Regions from separate parts of the Homo sapiens genome. Here region 2 is linked to region 1. Evidence: read pairs that join two places in POLR2A ChIA-PET (ENCODE). Cell type or tissue: CD4-positive, alpha-beta T cell. All regions are shown on one strand. Each heading gives the region's core, and the rest is flanking DNA. Links, peaks and the distances in the headings are about the cores only. Region 1 overlaps UTRN (utrophin). Region 2 overlaps UTRN (utrophin).

The links. ChIA-PET counts read pairs that join two places held together with the same protein. Peaks named below come from ENCODE experiments on the same cell type or tissue, not always from the same donor. Only the 100,000 strongest peaks of a DNase experiment are listed, where the experiment ranks them.
Region 2: POLR2A ChIA-PET joins it to region 1 with 8 read pairs; 2 of 35 experiments call an interaction of 5 or more read pairs at or near these places.

Annotation. Positions count from the first base shown.
Region 1 is chr6:144,845,612-144,848,530 of GRCh38, reverse strand. It overlaps UTRN (utrophin), which reads right to left. Exons shown (of 75, transcript NM_007124.3): 74 at 1,704-1,726. Among named protein-coding and RNA genes, the nearest start is that of TRQ-TTG4-1, 340 kb to the left of the region's middle. In CD4-positive, alpha-beta T cell, for the core only: no CTCF peak of the experiment used is centred there; no DNase peak of the experiment used is centred there.
Region 2 is chr6:144,589,329-144,592,247 of GRCh38, reverse strand. All of the region lies in intron 51 of UTRN (utrophin), which reads right to left. Among named protein-coding and RNA genes, the nearest start is that of SNORA98, 190 kb to the right of the region's middle. In CD4-positive, alpha-beta T cell, for the core only: no CTCF peak of the experiment used is centred there; DNase peaks (open chromatin) are centred at 1,027 and 1,517.

The DNA of each region.
Region 1 (2,919 bases), core at 205-2,704:
CCATTGATCCTCCCATCTTTATTTCTGTCTCCCACACTGGACATTTCCTCATTCCTTTCACTACTGAGCTTAAGCATCTGGTTCAATCATTATAATCACTTCTTTGCCTCTTCCCTTGAATCACTGTACTCACTTTGTCAAACCCCAACTTCAACTTTTTAAATGCCAATACTCAGCCCATTCTGGTGCCTGTGCTCATGAACGTGAATATGCCTAGAGGGCAACTTACAACCCTGCAGAATGGCCTCATGTTAAATTCATGAGTGGCACCTTTAATGCTGCTTATAGTCACACTCTATTTCCCAGGCCATCTGCTCTTCTATTCTCCAAGAAGCTATCACACATCCTCCAGTCTCTCCTCGCACTTCTGACACCTCCTCCCCAACCTCACTCCCTGCTAAAGTCCCGGCTTCCAATTCACTTAGACAACAGAAGCAAGCAGGAGAGAACACCCACAGCTCACCACACCCCTAGCCTACTTCACATACCCTTGTCTTTTAGTTAAGATCCCAGCCTCTCTTGCCAATAAGACAATCATTCAGAAGGCTCATTGTTTCAAAAAGATTAGTAAACAAGTTCATGAAAGAAAATGTTCTCCAAAGCTGCTGTGGCTTTGTGGCACATTATTACTAAAAGTATGTGATAAGAAAATGTGAATGGAAAACAAAATCTCAGGATCCCTAACTCACTATGCTAAAGGGAAAAATTAAAAGTGGGAACTGAGTCACACAAAAACTACCTTCCTAAGCAGCTACTTGCAAAGATAGAAGGCCAGTGACCTCCCTCACAAATTGCTCACAAGGAAATTTCTAAGGGTCCCCAAATCTTTACCCTAAAACAGAGTTTTGTTGAATTTCACCCTGACAATGTGAATTAACAGCTTATCTTTACAGGACAAAGGCAGGACTAGAAGTCATCTCTCCTCCCACCCTGAGAAAAATGTGTACTTGACTGCTTCTTCTACTCTAGGCATACCTTATCTTAATTATATAAAACGCAGATTTACTGAGCATAAGACAAATGCATAATTGACTGTTCCTCCACCCCCTCCTGCCTGCTCTTTCGTTTCTGTGAAGCCCTCAAAATCCTTTTTGGGAAAAAACAAAAACAAAAAACAAAACAAAACAAAAAAACAAAACAAAACAGGCTACAAATCCTAATGAAATTTATCTCTCTTTTTCCCAGGTGTGTCCTCAACCTTGGCAAAGTAAACCTGTCTCATACACTTTTTGGTTTATAGAAAATACTAAAAGGCATAAGGGTACAGCTGCCAACAGTTCTCAGCAAAATTTTTAAGTAAAAAATTGAAATATTTTCCCCTGCAAAGTAACAAAACCACCTCTGTGGTACCAGTCATTTTTTTTTTAGGTCAATGTTCTGTGATAGCCACCTTAAGTAGACATTTGAGAGAGCAGTGGTGGTCAAATCTATCTAGAGTGACTTTATGTAGCACATAAGATGCCATTAAAAAGCTGTTAGAACACAAAGGATCAAACACATGGTATTTTTGGTATCTGTGGCTTGGGAGCCACCCCCCACTCCCAGACTGACAAACTGTTGTACAGAATCAACTAACATTTAAATGTCAAGTAAGTTTACTTATTTACATGGAGAATAAAGTAGGAATAAAATCAGTCGTGGATAATCTGCTTACTCTAGGTTGGGATCAGTAACATAGAGCCAACCAAGCCATTAACTCTTACCTGTGGCCTGCTGGGAACATTTGCTGAAAGAGAAAACAAAAGAAATCACTTAATGGCAGTCCTGTTACTTTGTTGGTTCCAACTCTCAGGCATGCAAATGCGTGGAAAGTATCACTCTACATAGGGTAATAATAGCCCAGTTGTTAAATGGATGCTAATAGGAAAAACAAGAAACACATTTTTTTTTTCCTGGCTTAATGCTTCAATGAGGGCTAGTTTTCCTGGTTAGTTTCTCATATCCCATGTGATTTAAGATTTAGTGCATACACTAAAGCATTCACTGAGCACTTAGTCTTGCAAAAAATCTCATTTCCTATTTAAATCATACTGTGTATTTGGTTTATGTATCAGAACAGAGCATGTTCTACTTACTTTGCTGAGTACTAATTCTGACCAAGGGACCACTGAAGGCATAAGTCTTTGGTTTCTGCCTCTCTTGACCCACCCTTGACACACCCTGGACCCTAACGCCCAGGAAAATGGTGGCCAAGTACTTGCATCAAGGAAAGTGCTGGCCTAATCCTCAGTGTCCTTCTGGACACTTGGGATAATAATAGTCCCTTGGATGGGCCCAGTTAGGAACAACGGAGAAGTTAGAATATGGCATCTAATTCTCCTTTCCACACAGATAGCTCAATTCCTTTTTGGTTCCAGAGCCCATAACAGTGAAGACGATCTGGCGGGCTTTGCAAGGGCAGCCACTGCCATCTCTTCTCTAAGGCATCTGCTTTTCGTCCCCTCTTTTGCTACATGATCATCTCGTTCTCAATGCTGGGGGGAAAAGAGGAGATCTGTCCCCCAGTAATGGCAACAATCTGTTCTTGGTCAAATAAAAGTTGTCCCTAGTCATCTAGCATGCTGCACTCCTTCCATCTCTCACTGTTCTATGCTGAGTGGGAGAAAGGACATCAGTGACCATGTGCTGTGTGCTGGGAGCTATGTGAGAAAAAAAGAGCAGGCATGAAGAGTACCCTTCCTATAACGTCTGGAGGGAAAGTGTGAGGCCCGGTATTTGGGGGAGAAATCAGGCTAAAAGAAGCCTAGTTCTAACAGATCTGTAAGTTACATCCAGGAGAAAAGAGTGGACCTCCACAGTGTCCAAGGGATAGCTGAGTTGAATTATTATTAAGTACACCATAGGTTTACACACTCTTTTTAAAACAGACAGAGTTATGCTTCTCTTGCAAGTAACAAATATAACAAATAGCCAAACCCT
Region 2 (2,919 bases), core at 173-2,672, 260 kb after region 1:
TGAGAACATTGGTAACAACCTAGTTACCTAACCATAGTGGGTTCCCTGAATAAATTATGGTGCAGCCACTCAATAGAATTTTATTTACATTGTTTTAAAAAAGTCACAATATAAGACATAAAAAAAGCATTCATGACCTACAAAGCATTCACGATGTGTAAAGTGTAAAAGGAAGGCTATAAAATCCTAGAATAAAGCTACAGAGCAAATTGCATTTCCCGTACTTCTATATTACAACCACCCTAGCCTGCAGGATGCCAGGGTAGGTGCAGCTACACTCTAGACTTTTAAAATTCTGAACCCAGAGTAAATACACAATCAGATAATGTTTTCAACTAAAAAAGTTCCCCCTTTTCTCTACCTCTTTAACTCTTGCAACATTTACCCTGAAGAAAAAGGAAAATTCTTCATTTTATAAAATTTTTGAGCCAAGAATCAAGAACTTTTTTTTTCCGGCTATAATTAATACTAGATTTATACCAAGAATACTAAATTCGGATTTTGGGGGGTGAGTTTAGACTCAAAACTGATGGCACCAAAAAGCATAATTCTTAAAATGTATACTTTCCAGAAGTACATTTAAAATTCTCAGTATTTCTTTCCATCCTCTACTAAGCAACCATGTTTGTTTTTCCTCCTGTATCACTCACAGTAAAGACGACTTCTTTCCTTTGCTTTGTTTAGTTTCTGGCAATGGAATAGGATTCTTTTTAATATGAGGTTTTATGTCAATCAGCATTATATCAGTTTCTTTGTGGGTTAACTAGATTTTTAGGGGCCATCTCAGAGCCTAATCTATAATCCAGAAAAGGCTTCATAAATTGAGGAGCATCCTACAGGATCTTCTATCACAAGCCCCACTGGTCAAGGGAAGTTTTTTCTTGCATTTCCTCAAGCTGAGACTCAGAGAAAATAACAACCCCAGGGAAAATTTCAAAGATTTATTTTCTCCTTCACTGTTGAAAGCAGGAGTTTATGGCATCTTCGCAGTGGGGTGACCAGGGTGCATCTGAACCCCAGTGAGTCAAAGTCTGCAGGGGCATGAATCCTTTGGAAAAATTCTCTGGGCGACTGTAATGTGAACATCCTTGTTAAGATGTAAGGGTTACTTCAGAGATAAAGATAATGAAGATTATGATGCCATCACCACAACCAAGAGACATGAGACTGTGCTAGGCATGTCAGGTGGATCATCTCATTTGATCCACACTCAATCAAGGTGGGAGAATAATCCTACCAATAGTGGTAACGGTAACAACAGTAGCCAACCCACATAGCAGATATGTGCCAGGCTTTGTTTTTACCATTTTATCAATATTAACTTATTTAACTCCTACAACAACCTTATGTGTGTGTGTGTGTGTGCATGTGCGTGTGTGTGTGTGTGTGTGTGTGTGTGTGTGTAGATTGAGAGAGAGAGAGAGACTAATTCCAACCCTATCTTCTGAAAAGGGAACTGAAACACAGAGATGTGGAAGGATTTGCCAAGGTTACATAACTGGTAAGTGGCAAAGCCAGAACTGTTTGAATTTAGTCTCACGCTAGACTCGTGTGAACGACTAAAATTCCTCAGAACAACATATTTGTACTTCCTTGTTTCCCATGGAAAATGCAACACTGCATTTTACATTTATGCTGCTTAGCACATATCTCTGATGCATGACAGCCATTCAATACATGTTCTTTGAATTAAATTTTTTAAAAATATATACATATTTCTTATTTTAAACAACTCAGTCTGTTAAGTTAGTTGACTCCTTTCAGTTTCTTTCTTAGGGAGCTATTATGTCCTTTTAAATATAATGATAAAAAACTACATGTGGGTATGGAGAACTGGGTTCAATGAACACATAATTTAACGTTTGTACTGTTAAGAATCAAACCAAATTAAGTTATAAATCAAAAACCAGAACCAACTATTTTAATATGGATGGAAATGACCCAATCCATCTTTCTTATCAAAGTGCAAAATGAACTCATTTTTAAAAATCTTTATTTCCTTAACATTATATAGCCAATACTTGAACATCGAACATCGAAATAGTTTTGAAAAGAATATATTTCCTTACTTTTAAACTTCTAGGAAAACAAGTACATAGCCACCTGCTCAAAACTGTCAGGAACTTTGGAAGGCCGAGGCAGGCAGATTGCTTGAGCTCAGGAGTTTGAGACCAGCCGGCGCAACATAGTGAGGCCCTGTCTCCACAAAAAAAATACAAAAAAATTAGCCCGGTGTGGTGGCATGCACAGTAGCTGTGATCCCAGCTACTCGAGAGGCTGAGGCGGGAGGATAGCTTGAGCCCAGGAGGTCAAGGCTGCAGTGAGCCATGATAGCACCACTGTACTCCAGCCTGTGTGACAGAGACCCTGTCTCAAAAAAAGAAAAAAAAAAAGCTGTCAGCAATAAAACATCCATTATAGACTATCTCTGTTTCCTTATGTCCAAAATGAAATGGTTGAATCAGATGATTTCCAACATCTCCTCATTCTCCAGAATTCCATGTTTTAAAGGAACATGGAATGTTCTCATGCTCCAGCTCATGTTTTAAAGGAGACTGCAGGTGAAATTTCTTTAGACAAGGAAATGCATATGGAAATAATTCAGAACAAAACAATATCTATTACTTAGTTAATGTAATCTCTCTTTCTATATCTTCTATACTGAGTGACCCATTTTATCCCAATATAATTCCAAAAATTCTCTATCTAAAATTACAGGTAGAGAGACACTGGCTATTGAAGCAGAAAATCTATGTTGAACACAAGCTGCACCGCATACTAGCTGAGCAACTAACTACTGGCATGTTCCTTCACTTGCTGACTTGCAAAACAAATTTCTTTCCTATCTATCTCTTAAGGACACAAGATAATATAATATTGTTAATATTACATTTATTAATGATGTAATATATGAGAAAA